Regions from separate parts of the Homo sapiens genome. Here region 1 is linked to region 2. Evidence: chromatin loops called from intact Hi-C (ENCODE). Cell type or tissue: A673. All regions are shown on one strand. Links, peaks and the distances in the headings refer to the core of each region. The heading gives the core; the rest is flanking DNA. Region 1 overlaps KLF12 (KLF transcription factor 12). Region 2 overlaps KLF12 (KLF transcription factor 12).

Evidence for each region. A loop is a pair of places that touch in the nucleus more often than their neighbours do. Peaks named below come from ENCODE experiments on the same cell type or tissue, not always from the same donor. Only the 100,000 strongest peaks of a DNase experiment are listed, where the experiment ranks them.
Region 1: it touches region 2 in a loop (9-fold over the local background); 6 of 110 quality-filtered maps call a loop at or near these places.

The regions. Positions count from the first base shown.
Region 1 is chr13:73,801,830-73,813,697 of GRCh38, forward strand. It overlaps KLF12 (KLF transcription factor 12), which reads right to left. Exons shown (of 8, transcript NM_001400136.1): 5 at 11,323-11,458. Among named protein-coding and RNA genes, the nearest start is that of LINC00393, 150 kb to the left of the region's middle. In A673, for the core only: no CTCF peak of the experiment used is centred there; DNase peaks (open chromatin) are centred at 2,432, 3,702 and 3,952; H3K27ac peaks cover 6,310 bases.
Region 2 is chr13:73,750,400-73,762,046 of GRCh38, forward strand. All of the region lies in intron 6 of KLF12 (KLF transcription factor 12), which reads right to left. Among named protein-coding and RNA genes, the nearest start is that of LINC00393, 94 kb to the left of the region's middle. In A673, for the core only: a CTCF peak has its summit at 4,485 (motif pointing right); a DNase peak (open chromatin) is centred at 4,502; H3K27ac peaks cover 2,757 bases.

The sequences.
Region 1 (11,868 bases), core at 1-8,000, 51 kb after region 2:
TGTAAGTGGCTCATCAGTTCTATCCATGGTGTAATTTTGGAATCCCCTACTTAAAAAACAAAAGTAAAAACAAAACCTTTAGTTTTCAAAAGTTTGTTCTACTTTTTAAATTGATGACCAAGAGGTAATAAATTCACATTAGAATGAGGCATGGCCGTTTAAACAATAAATCAACACTTAACCCAATAGTTTCCAAGTTGTTAGGTAGGCTTAAAAAAAAAAGTCTGTTTATACCTATATCAGAAGACATTCGATTTAGTTGGGGGGTGTCTGTCAAATTGATTGTTTAGCATTATGCGTAGAGTATAAAATGTCAACCATAGAAATGGAGACAGAAATCACTTTCAAAATAGCAACATCTGTGTAGTAGCTTTCATACACATCTTTTAATGATCAAGAAGATTCATGCACAAAAAATTATCAGGATAAATTGTCACTTGGAACTAAAGTTGCATCAATTTTTAGGGAAAAAAGTACTTAATGGCTGCTAGAAGATATTAGTCATATATTAAAACTTTCCAGTGTAATAGTTATTTTTGACTCATCAGGAGATATTTATTTAATACATTACTGAAGAGAAAAATAAGATGTTCTTCAAAAAATCACCTTTTAGTTTTAATTTTTATTATCTTATTTTTATAATTTCAATCTTTATTTCAGATTTAGGGGCAACAATGTGCAGATTTGTTACCTGGGTATACTGTGTGATGCTGAGGTTTGGGGTACAATTGATCCCATCGTCACCCAAGTACTAAGCATAGTACCCAAGAGTTAATTTTCCAACCCTTGCCCTCCCTCCCCCTCTAGTAGTTCCCAGTGTCTACTGTTGCCATCTTTATGTCCATGAGTACCCACTATGTAGCACCCACTTATAAGTGAGAACATGTGGTATTTGGTTTTCTGTTCCTGGGTTAATTGGCTTAGGATAATGGCCTCCAGCTGCATCCACGTTGCTGCAGCAGACACAATTTCATTCTTTTTTATGGCTCCATAATATTCCATGGGATATACAGGTATGTACCAGGATAAAACTCACTTTGAAAGAATAAACTGATTCAAACACAAATTGGTATGATAACCAATAGTAACATGTACACTAATATGGACATTTTATCATTTTTGGTAAACAATTAAACAGAACAAATACCTATATATGTATATAACTAGATTTCAAGAACCTATGCCTAAAAGAAGTACAAAGCAGACAAAGGTTTTGAAAGAAAAATTTGCTCTGCATGGTTTTTTGTTTGTTTGTTTTTGGTTAGACAAGTATTTACAGATTCCCTTAGAAAAACAGAATTTTTATAACAGCAAGAGAAAGCATGAGTAGATAAAGAGATTCAGTTCTGACTTCTCCCTAGGGATTTGATGCTAGACTATTCAGTTGGCCTCTATGAAGTTCAGTTTCTTCTGTAAGTTTTAAGGAATTATAATGAATCTTCTTCAGTTGGTCAGTGAAATTGTTCATTTACTCTTTGCGAGAAGCCCCTGCCTCAGGGCCTCTGCACTTGTTATTCCTTCTGCCTGGAATGCTCTTCCTTTAGCTGTCCATGTGGTTTGACCTCCTACCCTTTCAAGTCTCCTAAAATGTAATCTTACCAGAGTTCTTCCCCAAACACCTCACATGAAATAGTAAACCCTGCCTACCACCTTCCACACTGCCCAGTCCCCACATCCTTCTTGCTTCACCACCACAGCACTTACCTTCTCCAGGGACAGAAGAATCATATGCTTATTATAGAATCATATGCTTATTGTCTCTCTCCTCCCACCCCCTCCACTAGAATATTAAGCACCACGAGATCAGTGATTTTTGTCTATTTTATCCAATGCTTTTCTAGTGTTTAAAACCAGTGTCTGATGGATACAGTGCTAGCTCTGGAGACACAAAGAAGGCTAGGACATGTTATCTGTCCTCTGAGCAGCACAACATACTGCAGAGTCACACACACACACACACACACACACACACACACACACACACACACTTTGTACCATAAATTCCTGTGCCCAATTGTGGAGGTTGTGGACACCTAAGTAACACTAGTCATATCCATGATGATGTAAATGGCACACTTTGGGGTGTACAGTCCTCAATCTGTATAACCATACCCAGTTTCCTTAAGACGAATATCTGTAGGACATGAAGTTGATCATACCATTTCCACTTAAAACCCACTGGTGGGTTGGGTTCATATTGTCTAAAGAATAAACTCATCCTTCCTGATCCAATCCTGACCTACCTCTCCAAGCAGCTGCATCTCCCATCTCACCTCCTCACTCACTTGTGCACCAGTCATTATGACCTTATACACTCTTCCACATGCCAATGCTCTTACCTGTTCCACTCGGAGTTACATGTCATCCTCTCTGTTCTCATGGTAGCACTTAATGTTTTTATCCCATTAGACTTTAGTTCATCCCATAAAGTTTGACTCTGAGCTCCTCAGGGTCAGAACTATGAGTCATTCATTCTGTATCTCCAGCATGTAACAAGGAGTTGAATAAATGAATTAATCACTCTTTGAAAGAATATATGACTTAATGTTGGCAATTCATGAAACAATTCAAGTATTAAATAATCAGCCAAACTTCATTATACTTTTTTTTTTAATTGAAGAGGGACCATCACTGTCCCACCACAGCAGATAAAAAGGAATATGTATGGGCATATGGTCTCCATCTGGCTCCTAAATACCCACAGACTGAGTTACTAAGGGATCACTATTTTTAATTTTTTGAAGCTTAGAAGGCTGGTGGGCTGATAATGGCAAAGCATATACTTTAGGTTTTATCTACAGTCATTCACAGTCAATCAAAGCTTTTTCTGACCTCCTTCAAAAAAGAGCAATCTAACAGCATTTATCTCCCCTGGCAAGAATGAATGGCTCCCTGATTTGCCCATCAGCAGCACCACAACAGGCATGATATTTAGTCACTAACAGAGAGCTGACTTCCACCTAAATATCTGAGTCAAAGAATATTTCTTTGGTAGTCTCTGAAGTGAGGATTTAAAGGTGTCCCAAACCTACTAGTCTTGTTAAATAAAAACGAAGCATCTTTTAATGTGCCAGGATTATGGGAAGCATCTAAGAGCAAAATTGAAATAATTTAACACTGAAATTAGAAACCAAATACATGAGCTTTCTTGGGCTTTTTCTCAGAACACAATCAATGCAGCTGACTTAATTCTTGTCAGCAGAGAAGAGACATGGCCCAAACATTCTCAAGTTTTTCCATCAAAGGGTGCAAAATAAGTTGACTCAGTGCCCTTTTAACTCTCAGACAACTTTTTCCCAAGATTTTCTTTGAATATTAGTAATAGTAAAGTTTATCCAAAAACACTCTACTATTTTACATCTTATTTATTTACATTTCAATGTAATGTTGAGATTAACAGCTGAATTTTTTTTATGTATCAGAGAATGTATTTAATATAATTATTTCTCCCTAAACCAAATTATATTAAAATAACAATGGATTTGAAGATTAGAAGTTTTAAAATTAATGCTGGATGTGGTGGCTCATGCCTACAATCCCAACATTTTGGGACACCGAGGCAGGGGGGTCACTTGAGCCCAGGAGTTCAACATCAGCCTGAGCAATATGGCAAAATTCTGTCTACTAAATATACAAAAATTAGCTGGCCTCACGGCACACACTTGTAGTCTCAGCTACTTGAAGTCTAAGGTGGGAGAAATGCTTGAGCCCAAGAGGTTGCAGTGATCTGAGATCATGCCACTGCACTCTAACCTGGGCAACAGAGGCACTGTCAGAAGGAAGGGAGGGAGGGAGGGAGGGAGGGAGGGAGGGAGGGAGGGAGGAAGGAAGGAAGGAAGGAAGGAAGGAAGGAAGGAAGGAAGGAAGGAAGGAAGGAAGGAAGGGGAAAAGATTGCAATTGTTTCACACAAGTTTTATGCGTATTGGAGTCCAAAGCTAAAAAATTCTGCTAATTTAATATAGCTGAGGCATAAAGTTTTTTTTCTTCTTTTTGAGATGGAGTCTTGCTCTGTCGCTCAGGCTGGAGTGCAGGGGCACGATCTTGGCTCACTGCAACCTCCACCTCCTGGGTTCAAGTGATTCTTGTGCCTTGGCCTCCCAGGCAGCCGGGATTACAGGTGCCCACCACCAAGCCCAACTAATTTTCATATTTTTGTAGAGATGAGGTTTCACCAGAGGAAGGCTGGTCTTCAACTACTGATCTCAAGTGATACACTGCCTCGGCCTCTCAAAATGTTGGGATTACAGGTGTCACCCACTGTGCCCTGCCAGTTTTTTTTTTCTTTCTTTTTTTTTTTTTGAGATAAAGTCTCACTCTTGTTGCCCAGGCTGGAGTGCATGATGTTGGCTCACTGAAACCTCCGCCTCCCGGGTCCAAGCAATTCTGCCTCAGCCCCCTGAGTTGCTGGGATTACAGGCACCTGCCACCACGCTCGGCTAATTTTTCTATATTTAGTAGAGATGGGATTTCACCACGTTGGCCAGGCTGGTTTCAAACTCCTGACCTCAGATCCACCCGCCTCGGCCTCCCAAAGTGCTGGGAATACAGGCGTGAGCCACCGTGCCCAACTTTTCTTCTTTTTTTGAGGAGAGGTCCCACTATGTTGCATAGGCTGGTCTTGAACTCCTGGGCTCAATTGATTCTCCTGTCTCAGCCTCGAGTAGCTGGAAATACAGGTGTGCACCACAGCACCCAGCTGCTTTAGAGATTTTAAAGCCACAACATGAAAACAGAGGAAGGGAGCTTCCCCTTCATAAAGGAATGTAGGTTTGCAGTCAGACAACCTTGGGATTGAATATGAACTTGCAAAAAAACAAACAAAAAAAAAAAAAAAGAAAGAAAAGAAAACTTCTGAGACCTCTGGGGAGAGAATAAACCTCTCCAGGCCTCCGCTTCTTTATCTGTAGGATACAGACAGTATCATGGGGCAAATTAAATGAAAATTACATGAGTTTTCATAGAATCTGCCAAAAAGTTGCCTCTTAGTAACAGTTCTTGTTTTCCCTTTATTACTCATCTCTTCTACTATTCTCTAGTGTGATTTAAAAGACCTTAACACCATCATACATGAGGAGATTAACAAAAACAGGAGGGGTGCAAGGAGTTTAAAACAAGAAAAATAAATAACAAAAAAAAACCCTTAGATTCTAACTTTCTTTGACTGTTAAATACAGTTTTCTAAATTAAGAATTATGGCCGGGCACGGTGGCTCACACCTGTAAATCCCAACGCTTTGGAAGGCCGAGGTGGGTGGATCACCTGAGGCCAGGAGTTCGAGACTAGCCTGGCCAACATGGTAAAACCCCGTCTCTACTAAAAATACAAAAATTAGCTGGGCGTGGTGGCTTATGCTTGTTAATCCCAGCTACTTAGGATGCTGAGGCAGGAGAATCGCTTGAACCCAGGAGGTGGAGGTTGCAGTGAGCCGAGATCGTGCCATTGCACTACAGCCTGGGTGACAAGAGTGAAATTCCATCTAAAAAAAAAAAAAATCATAACATTCAAAATAGCAATAAGAGAAGTCTGAGGAAGCAATAGGGTATCTAACTTGCTACCATATCTGCTCTTTTAAAGAGCATTTATGTAAAAAAGTACCAAAGATAAGACTATACATTTCCAGAAATTCACTAGTTGTTTTTCTTTAAGACGATGAGCACTTCATATAAGCCATATAATAATAAAAACAGGCAGAGAACGACAGTGAAGTGCTTTAATTAGCTTAAATGTAATTGACAATGAACCATTTAAAAAGAATATCCTTTTCATAGGTGCAGTTATCAGGGATGCTAACATCCCTGATTACTAACACTATCAACTGAGCATTATAATCAAAATCAGAGAGAGTAGACTACTACTAAGCTATGGAGTAAGTTAAACAGTAACATGTAATTCATTAGTTCTGAAAGGACTAATTCTGGAAAACAAGCATATCTCCTTAGCATCTTGTATCTTTTCCTCCACCTTTCACCCCACTCTTCCTCTCTTCAGTTTTACTGAATTATATCCACATCCTTTAGCTTGTTCCTAGTAAAACAGAAATTCCTCCAGGGAGTGCTCCCTTTCAGATGTTATTAGGTCGAGTTTGGTGGAACTTGATTCTTCTACTTGCATTAATAAATGAGCATTATGAATGTTTGGAATGAGAAAGAAGGAAAGGGGGTGCAAAAATTAGAGGCTTTAGATAACAAAGCTAAACTTCACCTATTGAAAAGACATCATTATTTTGTCTAGGATTAGAGTTAATTATAATCATTTGCTCTTATCATGTGCCTTTACCTCTCTTTCTCCAAACACTTATTTCATAACTATGTTTGTCAAGTTGTTAAGGGTAATGACCCTGTTTTATCATCAAGGGGGTGGGGGATCAAGACCAAAACAAAACAGATGTTCTAAAAACTGCAGGAAATTGTCTTTGTCAGAATCACTGAATACGTGATTTTTGACTTGGACAGTATCTATTACAATTGAAATAGAAAAAACGCAGAGCCCGACTGTGGGTCTCTTGGTGGCTGCTTCTTCCAATTTATCTAAATTTACTGATCCTGAGTGGATAAATGAGAGTCAAGTTAATTAATGAAAATGGTTGAAACGATCAGTTCAAGCACACAGTTTAGTAGACTCATTACATAAATCTATGTAAACAGAGGTCGATTCAGATTGCTGTTGTAGCCACTAAGCAGCGGTCTTTTTAATTTGAATGCAGGCATATTTGAATATTTGCAGTGGTGGGTGGGGTGGGTAGATGTATCTTGGTTAACAATTTCTGCATATGAAATCAAAAGGAACATTTTTTAAAGTTCATTTTAAAAACCAGCAAAATACATAGCACCAGACATTTAGGACAAATAATTTACTAGCTCAGGAATGTTCACGCTATATAAATATACTAATGTCAACAAAGTAAGGCACCAAATTAAAAATCCAAACTTGAACAGTTATTGCATGAGGCAAGACTATGAGCAAGAATGGGGAAGGAGACAAGAAGAGCTTCAGTTAGAGATATTTACCTGTGGTTTAGCATCTTGTCAGAGGCCTACAGCAGAAAGGCTGGCCCAGGGCAAGGCAATTTCACCCTCTCTGGTGTCAGTCTTCCTTCATATCCCTTTCCTTTCTCATTTTCCCCCTTCCCTTCCCTGACACTCTACTGGTGGCCAAGGAAATAAGAGGCAAATGTCTGAATCCTTTTTAGACCATGGCTCCTTTGATCTTTAATTGTAAAGACAAATGTGAATTAGTTGACCAGGGTTTCTAAAATGTGTTGCCTGTAATATATAGAAAACTTCTGATTTTATCACCTCCCTACCTGCAGCCATCCTTCTCAACCTAACTCTCTTAGAAAAGTTCTTCAAGTACAGGAAACAGAGAGATCCACAGAGGTCCTTTGAAATGTTTTCATTTTTTTACATGCTAATCTGACATTTTATCCTTTTGTTATTTAATACATTAAGTTTATTGATCATATTACAATGAAATGTTTGGGGTTTTTTTTGTTGTTGACAGCCTTTAAGTTTACAGAAGTCATCAAGATACGGAAAGACAAACAGAAAAAGAAGAAAGAGAAATTAATGGTGAAATAGTCATATCCATTAATTAATAAAGGATAAACTAACAGAAAAGCAGAAAGAGAAGTTCGCAATTGTGCACACTGAAAGTTAACTTTGACTAAACCTATGTACAGAATTTTTAAAATTTTTATATTTAATAAAATTTTAAGATTTATTGACTTCTCTCACCACTTCTGTCATTTGATCTATGTATAGAATTTTAAAAATTCTATAACAATTATATACTTATTTCAGAATAAAATTTTAATATATTACTATTAGTTTTCAAAGATCTATATATCTACATTTAAGAGGTCTCTGCAGAACATTCTTTTTGTTTCATTGCACACTTCCCAGTGTTTACACATGCACATTCAGTCTTGAATGATGACTCATTAACTATTGATGGGTCCTGGCATTCTAGGGCTTCCCAGTTGTTAGCTCAGTGTATTCTTAACTAAATCGTTTAATGAAAACACTGACATGTAATGAATCTGGCATCTCCCATGATACACATGCAACTTTTGTAATAATAATAAAGACAGGCATTTGCACTATTACATAAAATCCTGTGACTTGAAAAGGTGTAGGCTGGGCGCGGTGGCTCACACCTGTACTCTCAGCACTTTGGGAGGCCAAGGCAGGCGGATCACTTAAGGTGAGGAGTTCGAGACCAACTGGCCAACATGGTGAAACTCTGTCTCTACAAAAAATACAAAAATTAGCTGGGCATGGTGGCAGGCACCTTTAATCCTAGCTACTAGGGAGGCTGAGGCAGGAGAATCACTTGAACCTGGGAAGCAGAGGTTGTAGTGATCTGAGATGGTGCCACTGCACTCCAGCATGGGTGACAGAGCGAGACGCCATCTCAAAAAAAAAAGCAAATCAGAAAGGTTATGTTGAAAATTAAGCTCCAGTTCCTGAGGTTTCTATTAAACAGTTACACATTAAAATATACTAATACATAATATGCACGTATTAAAAGCACAAAAATAGTTATGTTTAAGAAGTCAATATAATTATTTGCTATACAAGCCCCAAATGGAGTAAGCATACTTTTTTTATTTTACTTTATTTTATTTTATTTATTTGTTTATTTAGGCCAGGATGCTCTTGATCTCCTGACCTTTTGATCCACCCACCTCAGCCTCCCAAAGTGCTGGGATTACAGGTGTGAGCCACCACGCCCGGCTGTAAGCATACTTTAGATTTTAGTCACTACAGTTCCAAACTTTAAAGTTTAATTTAAAAGAAATGCATATATTTATAAAGACACACACACACACACACAAATTAAATACACATTAGAATGATGCAGGAAAACAATGTGATTAAAATGTCTATGGAATGTATTCATCTCAGAATTGAAACTTATCATCATTTAGTCTAAATATACAGATGAGAACACAGACTCCTCAATTTTAGGATTTAGCTCACACAAAATCAGAATCACTGTGCTGACCGTGGTGAGTCAGGGATTAGGAAGATCTCAGCAATCTCTTGGATTCAGTGTCTATGCTGGCTCAAGTTAACATTTGCTTTGGAGAAACTAAGTTAGAGATACACAAGTAAGAGATAAACAATGTTTATTTTTTTAATTTTTCTTTCTTTTTTTTTTTTTTTTTTTTTTTTTAGGAGTCTCACTCTGTTGCCCAGGCTGGAGTACAGTGATGTGATCTCAGCTCACTGCAACCTCTCCCTACTGGGTTCAAGTGATTCTCCTGCCTCAGCCTCCCGAGTAACTGGGATTACAGGCACCCACCACCACGCCCAGCTAATTTTTGTATTTTTAGTAGAGATGGGGTTTCACTATGTTGGCCAGGCTGGCCTTGAACTCCTGACATCATGATCAGCCCACCTTGGTCTCCCAAAGTGCTAGGATTACAGGCGTGCAAACAATGTTTTTATAAGTGCTCAAGCAGGATAATACTACTGATAACAGATTTATAGGCTAGAAAAAGATGTTTTTGGAGCTCAAAGTTCTAAACTTTGTCTTGTTACCATTTATTATGTGACTGGAAAAGTCATCAACCTCTGATCCTCAGTATCTTCATTTATAAAATCAGAATAATGACTCTTGCTGTATTTATATTTCCTCGTGGTTATAAACTTAAACTACTGCACTAGTACTATTACTATTAGTACTATTATTACTAATTACTACTATAATACTAATTCCACCAATAATTGAAGCTTTCTATATGCCAAAACTTTGTGACTTACTTTTCACACCTCGTAGCTGTATCAAAACCTTCTCAATAGTCCTGTCAGATAACTATTCTGATTTTCTTCTCACCTCAGAGTGATTAAATAACTTGCCAGAAGTCACACGGCTATTAAGAGCTTGCATGGAAATTTGTATCCAGATCTGACTCCACACTTCATTTTAGATCAATTATATCTTGTTTTCTCTGATGTATTATATGTATATTCATATACAATATCAACATATAATACAAATTATCTCTATAACATAGATATATTATTCATTTTATATACGCACAGACATACACTTATGCTGTGAATTCTGAAATGCAATACCAAGGCTCTCTTTTCTTTGTTTTTTAATTTCAAAGCCTAATGAATAAAACAAAGTAGGTATTTAATCAACATTTGGGGAAAATAAATGGATATAACAGAGGTAAAGGTAACTAAGATAATTTTGAGTGAACTGTTCATTAACAAGTATGTCAGCAATAACAGTGGCTATTTAAACCCTCCTCATCTTCAAGATTATGTTACTAAAAATTACTCTAGAAGACACATATTGTATGACACTACTTATATGTGGAAGATTTTTTAAAAAGTTGAATTCATAGGAACAGAGAGGAATGGTGGCTGCCAGAGGCTGGGGTGTCAGAGAAAAGAGGAGATACTGGTCAAAGGGTACAAATTTGCAGATAGAAGAAGAAGAAATTCTTAGGACCTAATATACAGCATGGTGACTACAGTTAATAATACTGTACTGTATACCTGAAATTTTCTAGGAGTGTAGAACTTATGCATTCTCACAAAAAAAAAAACTATGTAAGGTGAGGAATGTATTAATTAACTTAATTGTGGTAAACATTTCACTATGTACATGTATGTTAAATCAGCACATATACTTTAAGTATATAAAGTTTAATGTGTCAATTAGACCTCAATAAAGCTGAAAAAATTATTCTACAAAAAAAAACATGGATTTTTTTTTTCAATCATTTAGGTTCAATTCTAGGTACAAGGTTGACTGATAGAAAAGCAGCTATTTTCAATAAACGAGGGCTGAAATCTAACCCTGCGGTCCAGGTAAAAGGACAGAGAAAAGATTCATTTAAAAATAACATATGAGTACTACTTTTCAAAGGATGAACATATTATTTTCCAAATTTAAATCTTCCAAAAAGCTATTCTGTAATTTCCTATCAAAACAAGATAACAATACTTTGCCATATTTCCCTTGACTTTGTGTAATAATAATGATGATGATAATCAAATAGTGACATTCAAAAATAACAATTTTTTTTTTTTTGCAGAGTTCAGGAGAAGGGTGCAGGAGGTATTAGAAAAGATGCACATAGGTCTTATATCTCATCAAAGCATGAATTTCCAACTCATTAAAACACTCCATTCTCTGCCCTAATCTCCCAAAGAGCATTCAGCTGAATGAAAAGCTGCTGACATTCGTGCCAGTTCACAGCTAGAATGACATGGCTGGGGGACAGGAGATGCTGCAGTTTCCATTATCCATTGAACACCTTGGCAATTCTTAATTCATCCTGTGAATGTGATACTTACTCTTGTACTGCTCTGGCTATGGAAAGGGCCGTAGATCCAGTTTCATTAACGCTATCTAAGGTCACATTTGGCAGGTCATCATCATCACTGTCACTTTTACTTTGTCTGGGAGATAGGCCTCGGGGGTCCATTTGTGCTGGAGAGAAAAGGCATATATAATGAATTAAAATCAGTGCGCAGAAAGTTAACCTTGTCCTGGACCAACATCAAGTATGGAACTTCTGTGCATATCATGCAAATGGAATTCTCTAGACATCACAGGAATCAGTGAAAGCTCCAGGTTTTATGTTCTGAGTACTTACTGATTCTTTTTCCCTTCATTGGAGTTACAAAACCTAAACCAGCTCTCAAGAATTTCAGGGTATGGTTATAGAATAGAAACTACGAAATCCACAATATTACCAACTCCTGAGTGGTCAAAAGCTGATAACGTAGCTCCTGAGCTACTGTTCAACCCTCTGGTTTCTCCTCCTCCTTGCTTCTGCTGCCAGAGCTCTGGCCATTTCACTGCTCATTAGCACTCTCCCTGGAAGGTAGAGAGCATGC
Region 2 (11,647 bases), core at 1-8,000:
TGCCTTGAACCTGCTGCCACATGTGCTGTGCTTGGAGCCAGGCAAGGACAGCCTTCATACTGGAGGGCCTCAGGCTTGAGGAGAAGGTGGAAAGAACATTACACACGGGCCAACAAATACAGTAAATCATGATAAAAGTGATGCTATGCTCCATATGGTGGCATTGGATCAGAGAGGAAGAAGAGGCTGATGGGTGGGGGGACTGCAGGGAAGTCTTCACAGAAAAGCATTTTTCAATTTAATTTTAAGTTCTGGGGTACATGTGCAGGACATGCAGGTTTGTTACATAGGTAAATGTGTACCATGGTGATTAGCTGCACCTATCAACCCATCACCTAGGTATTACGCCCAGAATGCATTAGCTATTTTTTTCCTGATGCAGAAGAACATTTTTAAACTGAGTTTTTGAGAATTAGTTTCCTTGGTGATCAAGCTGTTTTGGGAAATGTAACAAGTTCAGTGTGGCTGAAATTTAGGGTCCACGGGAAGATGGAAACAATTTGTGAGAAGTGAGATGGAAAGAGTTATGTGATGCAAAGGGCCTCATACGTAGTGTTAAGGGCTTTGGACTTCTAAATCATGGCACACTACCACAGAGTTGTAAAGACAGGAGCAATCCCATTTGCATTTTATAATAATCACTGTAGGCATGGCAATGATTGGATTCAGAGGAGGAGTAGAAAGAAGTGAATCTAGAATTCCATGGTGTATATGTGATACATTTTCTTTATCCAATCATCCGCTGATAGACACTTAGGTTGATTCCATGACTTTACTATTGTGAATAGTGCTGTGATAAACAAATGAGTGCAGGTATCTTTTTGATATAATGATTTCTTTTCCTTTGGGTAGATACCCATTAATGAGACCCCTGGATCAAATGGTAGTTATATTTTTAGCTCTTTGAGAAATGTTCGTACTGTTTTCCATAGAGGCTGTATTAATTTACATTCCCACCAACAGTGTATAGGTGTTCCTTTTTCTCTGCATCCTTGCCAACATCTGTTGACTTTTTAATAATAGCCATTCTGACTGGTGTAAGATGGAATCTAAACAGACCTGTTCGGAGCTTAGGGTAATGTTTCAGGCAAGAGATGATGAGGGCATGTGGGGTGAGGAAGAGCCAACACTGCCAAGCAATATTTAGGAGGAGGAATGCTGGACTCATTTGATCAAATAAATGTGGGTTATGACAGAGTTGGAGTTACCATGAGGTTTCTAGCTTGGGTGATTTTGTAGACGAGGAATGAGAAGACTGAGGTTAGGGAATATGAACAGATAGAATAAATGGCTCTTCCAATGCTAAAGTCTTCTTGTGGAAGAAAGACATCAGGGTACTTGGTGTTTTGGGAAAATGGGCCCTCATATATTAAGACGTATTTATTCAGTTGAAGTCAGATATCTCACAGAGCAGTCCGGGGCTGGACATCTACTGGGGGTAAGTGGCATCATTTTACAATGGGCTGCTGACAGCATGTGCACGTGGGGTGAAGAAATTGGCTGAAACTTACAGGGTCCTTTGTACCCTGAGGACACACACAGGCAGCCTTAGATACATTCATACAGCTTCTGTCCAGTTTACCTATGGATTTATTTTATTTTTTATTTTTTACTTTTTGAGACAGAGTGTCACTCTGTTGCCCAGGCTGGAGTGCTCACTGCAAACTCTGCCTCCTGGGTTCAAGTGATTCTCCTGCCTCGGCCTCCTAAGTAGCTGGGAGTGCAGGCAAATGCCACTGCACTCAGCTAATTTTTGTATTTTTTGTAGAGATGGGGTTTTGTCATGCTGGCCAGGCTGGTCTTGAACTCCTGAGCTCAAGAGATCCATCTGCATTGGCCTCCCAAAGTGTTGGGATTACAGGCATGAGCCATCATGCCCAGCCACCTATTAATATTTGTGGCTCATCCACTGTACATTTTTACAGCCTTTAGTTAATGGTTTGCAGGCATTTTTACCTTCGGATTTTCTTCATCTCAAGAACTGTTCTGTCCCTTAACATCAAATAGACACACCCACACCACACACATGCACCCTGTGGTAACTATCATTTATATGCCAATGGCACCTACCTTTACATCTACGGACTTGCCTTCTGCTCTAAATTCCCAACCACAACCACCAGTTGCTCACACTAAAACTAGGTGTCATCCTTGATTCTTCTCTTCATTTCCTTCCATAAGCAACTGCTGTTTACAGTTTTCAGAACGCATCCTAGTTGCATCCACTTCTCTCCTTCTGTGGATACCATTCTAGTCGTGGCTAGCATGTCTTTCTCCTCAGCCACAGCCTTGGCTTCCTCACTCATTCCCCTGCTCCCTTCCACATATATATTTTTTTTTTTTTGACACAGAGTCTTGCTCTGTCACCCAGGTGTGGCACGATCTCAGCTCACTGTAACCTCTGCCTCCCGGGTTCAAGCAATTCTCCTGCCTCAGCCTCCTAGGTAGCTGGGATTACAGGTGCCCGCCACCATCATTATGTATTTTTTTGTAAAAAATACAAAAATTAGTACTGGCTAATTTTTGTATTTTTTAGTAGAGATGGGGTTTCACTGTATTGACCAGGCTGGTCTCTTACTCCTGACCTTGTGATCGACCCGCCTTGGCCTCCCAAAGTGCTGGGATTACAGGTGTGAGCCACCATGCCCAGCCTCCTTCCACACTCTTACAGCCCTTTCTCCAACAAGCTGCCAGACTAAGCCTGAAACATAAGACTCCACCACTTCACTCTCCTGCTCAAAGTCATCCGCGGTCCCCGTCCCACCCAGACTGCGGACTACATGTTTCTGCTCCCACCGACCTCTCTGAGCTGAGGTTGTTTCACGCTTCCCCTCATTCACTTTTCGTTCCTTGAATGTCCATGTTTGTTCCCATCTGAAGGCCTTTGTGTGAGCTGTTTCTAGCACCTGGAATAATGTGCCCAGACCCTCACCCAGATGGTTCCTTCCTGTCATTCAGCTCCCAGATGCCAAGTCACCTCCTTTCAAGAGGCATTTTCTGGCCAAACCCCTTGGATTGCTTTCTAGTCATCTCCAATCATATCCTCATTACATTTTCATCAAGGCACTTATCACTACCAGATGCTAGCCAGTTGTCACTCTTGCTCCACTACATGGTAAGAAGTGGGGGCCGCATTTGTCTTATTAAATACTGTGCCCCTAGAGCACAGAAAGTGGCTGGATCATTGCAGGCACAATAATTTTACTGAAGAGGGAACAGATGAATGAACACAAATATTCTGGAAAAGTGATAATGCTACCAAGTGTAAAAAAAAAAAAAAAGTCAATCTCTGGCAATTTCAAAAGATGATCAGGTTTGTAAGTGACATAGAACTTAAATACTTAAATTAAGGATTAAAATTAAATACAGGCTAGGAGAAAATAAAGAAGACAAGCAAGTAAAGGCCCACATGGAAGCTAGGCAGAGAAGGGGCTCGACTAATGCATTCTAAGGAAGCAGAAGGGTGTAAGATAGACAAGGAACACTCTGATTGCGATCCTCCCTTTCTAAAAGGTGTTGCTTGGATCTTCTTGTATTTTTTTGGAGCCCTTTTCTCCTTGAAAGCCATCATCAATAGCATTCAATCAAGCCTCCCACTCAGGAGAGGAGAGAGAGGCAGACATGGAAACTCACACACATATTCTCTTCATATTTTCTCACCTTTCTATGCCAATATGTTTTCCTTTAATGCTCCTGGAGGTACCCTTCACATAGAATACGATGTGAATAGTGCCCCCTGGGGTTGTGCAATATGGGTGTCCTGAAAAGAGAGAGTAGCAAGCCAAATGTGGCAGCACCAAATTTCTTGCTACCCAGGCTTCTTTCCATTTAAAAAAATGCTCTGACAATTTTTTAAAATGTTAGGGCTACATCTAATCAATTCCTAACACTCAAAATGAAAACAGGCTCAATTGCATATTGTTCTGGAGACTGGTGCTGCTACGTTTGTTTTTAGGTCTTGGCATAACTTAGGAGAGTCCCAGGGTCCTTTCCTCTGACTGGTGTGCCCGGGACCCTTGCCTCTCATCACGCAGGCCTCTCCTGCTGCTGGCCCTCTCCTGGGAGAAAGGAAAAGAGCATCAGCCACACAATTTGATGAGATCTGTAGTTTAGTGGTGCTTCTGAGAGTATATTTGAAAAAAGATAGCCAAGACTGCGGAAAACACATTCTCTATTAGCCATGGTAATGATGACTTCCAAATAACTGAGATTATATTGTACAGGATGAAGACTTTCAATAACTTAAGTTATTATGACCAGTAACAAGGCTACTGCTGGCAAAAAATGCAAAAACCCACCCAGGTCACCAAAATCTCATGAGGAATATGGAGACACTACTAATGGGGAGTGAAGGGAGATGGAATAAATCTCGTCTCACCTAGAGGCAGAAACTAAGTCACTTGGCTGCATTTCAGTTTAGGATTACATTACATCAATGTCTACTCAAGAATTTTTGAGTATTCACAGCACATTCTCAAAATTTACCAACTTTTACCTCTAGGTGGCAGCAACTTTCCTCTGTTCTTCACATGGTTGCCTTTAGCCTTTGTCTCCTACCTTTAATACAATTCCATACTTCCTTGTCTTTCACAAATAAATGCCTTATGGACTGTGCAGTTTGGGGAAGATTACTGTAAGTCACTTTCACTGTAAGAAATCAGTCCATTCTTCAGTTAAGCTACAAGGTTCTTCAAAGAGTACAATATAATTCAGATCTAAAGCGAAAAATAATAGGTATACCCTTTTCTTTCTCCATACCTATAAACTGCAAACTCTCAGAAAAGCAGCGTTTCTTTTTCTTTTCAGACCTCTGAGGAAAAAAGGCAATGAGTACAGGAATGGAAAAAGAGATGGAATTGGAGAGATTTCTATTTTACAAAAATATCAATTTAATCCTATGATATATCCATTTATGAGGGTGTTCCAAATACATTACAGGATGGAAGAGAAGATTTAAAGAATCACAAAAACATGGTAACATACAAGTACATATTTATGTAATGTATTGAACTGCAGTCCTACCTAAATATACCCTCTAGCTCAGAATTCTCAACTGTTAGGTTTAGGAAAGGCTCGAGAGACCTGAAGGAAATTATAGCCTTGTTTACCCAATGCTGGGCATGTCAATGAATGTCCTAGGTGGTAGTAAGAGATTCCTTTTACATAAAGTTGAAATTTGATTGTGGGCTAATACTTAGGGTTGACAAAGCACTTTCTCTCTTTTTTTTTTTATTTCAATGGGTTTTTGGAGAACAGGTAGTGTTTGGCTACATAAATAAGTTATTTGGTGGTGATTTCTGAGATTTTGGTGCACCCATCACCTGAGCAGTGTACACTGTACCCTCACCACCCCCCCAACCCTTTCCCCCAAGTCCCCAAAGTCCATTCTATGATTCTTATGCTTTTGCGTCCTCATAGCTTAGCTGCCACTTATGAGTGAGAACATACGATGTTTGGTTTTCCATTCCTGAGTTACTTCACTTAGAATAATGGTCTCCTTTTACATTCAGATTGCTGCAAATGCTATTGTTTCATTCCTTTTTATGGCTGAGCAGCCTTCCATACTGTATATATACACCACATTTTCTTTATCCGCTTGTTGACTGATGGGCATTTGGGCTGGTTGCATATTTTTGCAATTGCAAACTGTGAAGCACTTTCTTTCAAGGTGATGCTATGAAGAGTCTTACCTCTTGGGGATTCTTTCAAGACCTAATTTGAATAGTCTGGGTCAGATATCATTTATTTATTGATTTAAGATAAATATAAATATTATTTATCTTAAAGAGCCATAAAGACTAATTTAGCATAAGTGAGAAATTTATACCAGAACCCAGCTTGTAGATCAAAGCTTTATGCATTTCATAGGCAGTTCCTCTGTTTTCTGCCTATCGTATATGTGATATCGCAATAACTACGTATGTTTGGTTTTAAAGGCTGCATTTTTAAATATGTGATGCCAAGTAGGGTTTTAGAGAAATGAAGGTTCAAAGTGATTAAGATCAACACTCTTAGGTTTCAAGGAGAATGCTGTCTATTTTGACTGAACATCCTTCATACATTTTGGCTACTCGATAACTAAGAGTAAGACCAAGGAGAAAGGACCTAGTAACTAATGATAGAGTGCTTTCACTTTCTAAAACGTAAGGCATTACGACCTTATGGAAAGCGTTAAAGCTTGTCATGGAAAAGCTACTACCCTTACGAGAGCTTTCAGGTAATTTAAAGGTAGGGCAAATTGATGGTTCTAATTTATAAAGAGTAGTCTTTCCCATCATTTTTTGGTACTAACACTTTTCCTTTGGGAAACTACTCCCACCTCATCTCATCTTTGTAGGATTGTAACCAAGGGCTGGGCACCTAACCCAGGACCAATCATACTCTAGCTTCCTCTATTGTGATTATTGAGGAGGTGACACAGAGGAACTAGAGCTGACCCCTCCCAGGCCTGTACCTGCTGATTAAATCTTGCTCCCTGGACCCTGGGTGCTGTCCTGGCTCCTGTGTTTCCTGAGGCCCAGATCCTCTTCTTTACTTTTGTCTCCATATAACCTACCTTATGTCCTGAAAAATCACCTTTTGCTTAAGGCAGCCATATTCAGTTAGTTTCCATTACTTCCAACAAAAGAACCCCATCTATACAGCATACATTATTTGGGTGATGGATACTCTAAAAGCCCTGACTTCACCTACACAATCCTATGCATGTAACAAAATTACACTTGTATCTCATAAATTTACACAAAAAAAGAACTTCATCTGATAAAAGGGACTAAACTAAATGAATATTTAGACAGAGATAACAGCCACAAGTAGACAGTGGATTTCAGCAGGGTCCTCAGCCCCTTAGCTATTAGTTAGCTGAGGGCTTATGTAAAACAGCTGTGACAAAACCTGTGTGATTCTGAGTTGGTTTAAATCTTTTTTATAAATACGTTGCACGCTATCTATTGCTCTCTTAAAACTAATTTAAAGAAATGTATTATTAGGATACTGGTCTTACCTTAGGCAAATCTTGTACTATGCCAAGAAATGTAATAAATAGCTAGTTTCAGGGAAATTACTAAGAAACTTTATGAAGATCTGGTGGTCAACTGAGAAAAATTATATTGAGGTAAGAATATGTTTGATTTTAAAATTGCTAGTTCACTGTCCATGTGTATACGGAGAAATCTCTGTAGCTAGAAAGATGACATTGCAAATGTGACCAGCAGATGAAAACCAGAACAAAACTGCTGGCACATGGAGCATTCCTGCAGGGAACCCCTTAAGATTTATTATCCTGAGCAGTATTTCCAGCAAATGCATGAACACATTCAGATTTTTGATTGGGTTCCAATTTTAGTCATTATTCTTTCAAATGCATATTTAGAAGACAGCCATGGATTATAATTGATAGCCAATTTTTTCAGCCCAAATATATCCACTGAAAAATACTATGAAAGATGAAGAAAGGATGTGGCTTCTTTCTATATATATGAAATAAAATCCTTCTTCATTTTAAGTTGATATGTTAATTAAACATGGTTGGTACTGGTTCTATCACAGATACATATATTTTTTCATATTGAGACACAGTCTTTTTTTCTGTATCAGTCATTTATGACTCCCCACATTCCCTTCTTCATGTTTCATTATGACATGACCATTGCTTTGAGTTTTAATTTTTCTTTTTTTTAGAGACAGGGGTTGGTCTTGCTATGTTGCCTGGGCTGGTCTTGAACTCCTGGGCTCAAGGGATCCTCCTGCCTCAGTCTCTCAAGTCTCTGGGATTACAGGAACCGGTCTACTGCACCCAGCTATTTTAAAGTTCTACATCTGGACAACTTTAAAAGGAAGAGGTTTGGGATGGAGAATAACCCACATCATACAATTTAAACCCCTATAAGAAGCAGTAGTTTAAGCAGCTTTGCTAGAGTAAATCATGATTTCAGACTGTGTGAATTTTAAATTTCCTCTGCTGTATAAAACCACTGTAAGAACAAAAATAGACAACAATAGACTACAAACCCCAGAATTACAAAGTTGTTTGGAATTGTTAACAATATTGCCTGTTCATGCTGTAATTAGTTAGTATGACGGAGATGTTTTATTACATGATAGCACCACACCTGGGTACAGTGTTGGGAAGATACCAGGAATCAACAAAGAGTACAATGACATGTCTTATGGGTTCACATGTTAGGTTTCCAGTACAATATTAATATGGTTCTGAGCCGCAGGTTGATAAACTATTCCTGGGTTTTTAATATGAAAATGTCTCAGAAGTGGTTACCTTTATGGCCTCAGCATGATCTTACAGCCTTAATTCTCCTATAATTAGGGAAATAATTACAGAAAATTATCTACTTTAATTTTTTTCCCTTATATCATCTTTACTGTTACTAAAGAAATACTAGAGACAAAATCAGCTGATACCAGCAGGAATATAGAAACTACTTTTATCATGAATCTCTCTTGCTGAAATTCTGGGTGATAGAGAAGTTAAGAAAATTAGGCCAAAGTTCTTTCATACGGTCACTTTGGAAGACAGAACATAAGTCTGAAGTGTAAGTAACTGTCCCCAAGCTAAATTTGAGGAGGTAAAGTCATTAAAGAAATTAATAGGTGATACTGCATTATAGCCAAGAAAAGATGAGAATTTGGAGGGATTTAAAATGTAACACCACCCTGCAGGCACTTCTTTTTATTGTAATTCAGCACATATACAGAGAACTTGCAAGCAGGTTAACGATGACATCAACTATGGCCCATTTTCCAAATCTCCTATCAAACTTTGGAGACAGCATGCTTCCAAACCAAACCTAAAGGTAACCTTCTGTGACTTATTTGCCAACACGCATGGCTTAAAAAGACCATGAAGGCTTTGCATTCTTGGAACTGGAATTTCCACATATTAAAGTCCATGCATAATATAATTTTTGCTCTGTAAGTCAAGAAGCAAGGCAGTGAAATACTCTAGTAATTAAAATTAAAAAATCAATATTATCTATAAATAATGAGCATGCAAGGATCTGTAAGATGATGAGTAAACATTTTGGCAGGGAGTAAGTGCCACATACTGGTGTGAGGAGCAACGTCTTCATTAAGCTTCTCCTATTTCTCCTTGCTCTCCCATCCCATCAATCTAATGGGAATTTCCCAGGCAAAAGCCTTCTGCTTAGCTTGTAATGAATTAAACATTCACATTTCTCTTGCTCTCTGCACAGGTGGACAACTGCCACGTCATGGAAAGACTACTGGATACGCATGCAGAGGCCTGGATGAACAGGCACAGAGAGGCTTGGATTTATGCCTAGGTTTGGCATGTAACGTTTTTGTCTGGGGGCCTCCATTTGTAAGGTAAGGAGGTTGAACTGCGCTTGATGATGCTTGCATTTCCTTTATAGCCTTGAAGTTGGTAATTTGGAAATGCTCTGTCCCTCCTCAAAAGACTGTTCTACATTAGATTTCTGAGAGATTTCCAATATCTACAACTTCAGTGCCTTCCTCTGTTAAGGAAAAAGGTTTAAGCAAGAAAGAATGTTCTCATTTTTATGACAAAACTCTCCAAGTTATATCCCTCAAAAAGATTCCATGAAGTCATGTCTAACATTTGCAACTGCATGAATATAAATATTTAAGTTCACTGTAGCACCATACATCCACACTAAAACATTGAAGTGTGAAAAGGCTCTTCCTGCCCTCCACAAAAATTTGTGACACAGAACTTTTTCACACCCAAATGTGAAAAATGATTCACACCCGGAATGCATCATAATTTGCATAGAGACCTCATTAACACTGGAGACTTTTTGTGTATATAGCTACATAAAATCTTAGGCACATTAGTAATAAATAAATAATAATAGAGACTGGTAGTGGCAGCATCCAATTGGTTAGAGAAAACTACAAAATTACTTCTATTTTACTAATGACAATTCCTACATATATAGTTTTTTCACAGAGTCTTGCTCTGTTGCCCAGGCTGGAATGAGGTGGCACAATCATACCTCACTGTAGCCTTGAATTCCTGGGCTCAAGGCTCCTGCTTCAGCCTCCTGAGTAGCTAGGACTACAGGTGCATACCATCACGCCTGGCTAATTTTAAAAGGAAATAAAAAATAGTGAGCTGGCGTCTCACTATGTTGCCCAGCTGGTCTTAAACTCCTGGGCTCAGGCAATTCTTCAGCTTCAGCCTCCCAAAGTGCTGGGATCACAGGTGTGAGCCACCACATTTGGCCAATGATTACTATTAATAACGCTGTATTTCCTATGTTATCATACAAATAGCCCATAAAGTTTGTATTATGTGACTCCCACTACCACTGTTACACAACAGCCCTTGATACTGGTTTTAGGTACACAGCACAATCACTACCGCCACCATTATCAAGCAACGACACATGCCCAAGTCCTTTAAAACCTTAAAAATGGAGCAGGATAGAGCAAGAAGTGGAGAGGAAAAAAGAAAGTGAAAATCTAAAGATGGAGCATACATAAATGTGCACGTCTTTAGAATATGAACATGGATTCTGGAAATTTCTGGAGCCTTAAGTCAACTGCAATAATTGGTTCACAGATATTTCCCACTAAACACCACCCTGTCCTATGCCAGCCTACACAGACACACCAAAATGTAGCTTAAAGATTTCTGTTATATCTTTAGGAATAAAACAGCTGAATATGACCTGGAAACAGCTGCTCTCCTGTGGGTCTGATATTAGGATATAATCATTTCAATTAAAAAGATCTGCCAAGAATAAAAGTCTATCTTCACATTCAACTCTCTAATAAGAATTTTCCACATTTGGCTCAAATGCAGAAAAATAGATTTTTTCTGGCATTACTGTATGCAAGAAAGAGTGGCAAATATTCTAAAAATGGTTTATAATGTGAAGGGTAGTAGAATATGCCACTTCAAAATTTGCCACTTCAGCCTAAGAATTATTATGAGCTACAGGCAATGAAAAAGGAGGAGACACAAGAAAAAGTCTCTGCTCTCCTTCTTTCTACCAGGAAGGGCAAGGCAATTCTTAATCACTGGAGACAACTCTCCTGTATCAACCCAGAGATGGCATCAGAGGAATCTGCACAACACATCTCATTATCCCTTATTTCCCATTAGTTTCTCCCGCTTATTTACCTTCCTACAATTGCACGCCCTTGAAGCTCAAAATCCTTTTCCTCTGTCTTTTTCACTTCTCTAAAAAACTGTCTTTTTGTTGTTGTTGTTGCTAAGATGCTCTAAAGGTCCAAGCTCTAACCACCCCTCTGGGTTACTCATGCCCATGTGTGTATGTAAATACACATGTTAATAAACTTCTGCTCATTTTTCTTTGTTAATCTGTCTTTTGTCAGTTTAATTTACAGGGCCCCAGCCAATAAACCTAAGATGGGTAGAAGGAAAAGAGGTTTTTACTTCCCTACCACAGTCACTGGAGAAAGGAAGGCATGCTCACTTCCATTTAGGGACAAGGGTGAAGGTAAAGAGGAGCGGTCTGATGAAATAGAGAATGAAATTCACACGACCAAACCCCAAAGGCTTCATCAATCTTCAAATCAGTAAATGTTCCTAGTGCATGGTGGTACTGAGGGGACAAACTTTCTGATGAACAGAGTTTATGTCTGGCCTGGCTTGCTACCTTTAATTAATTCAATACTAAAT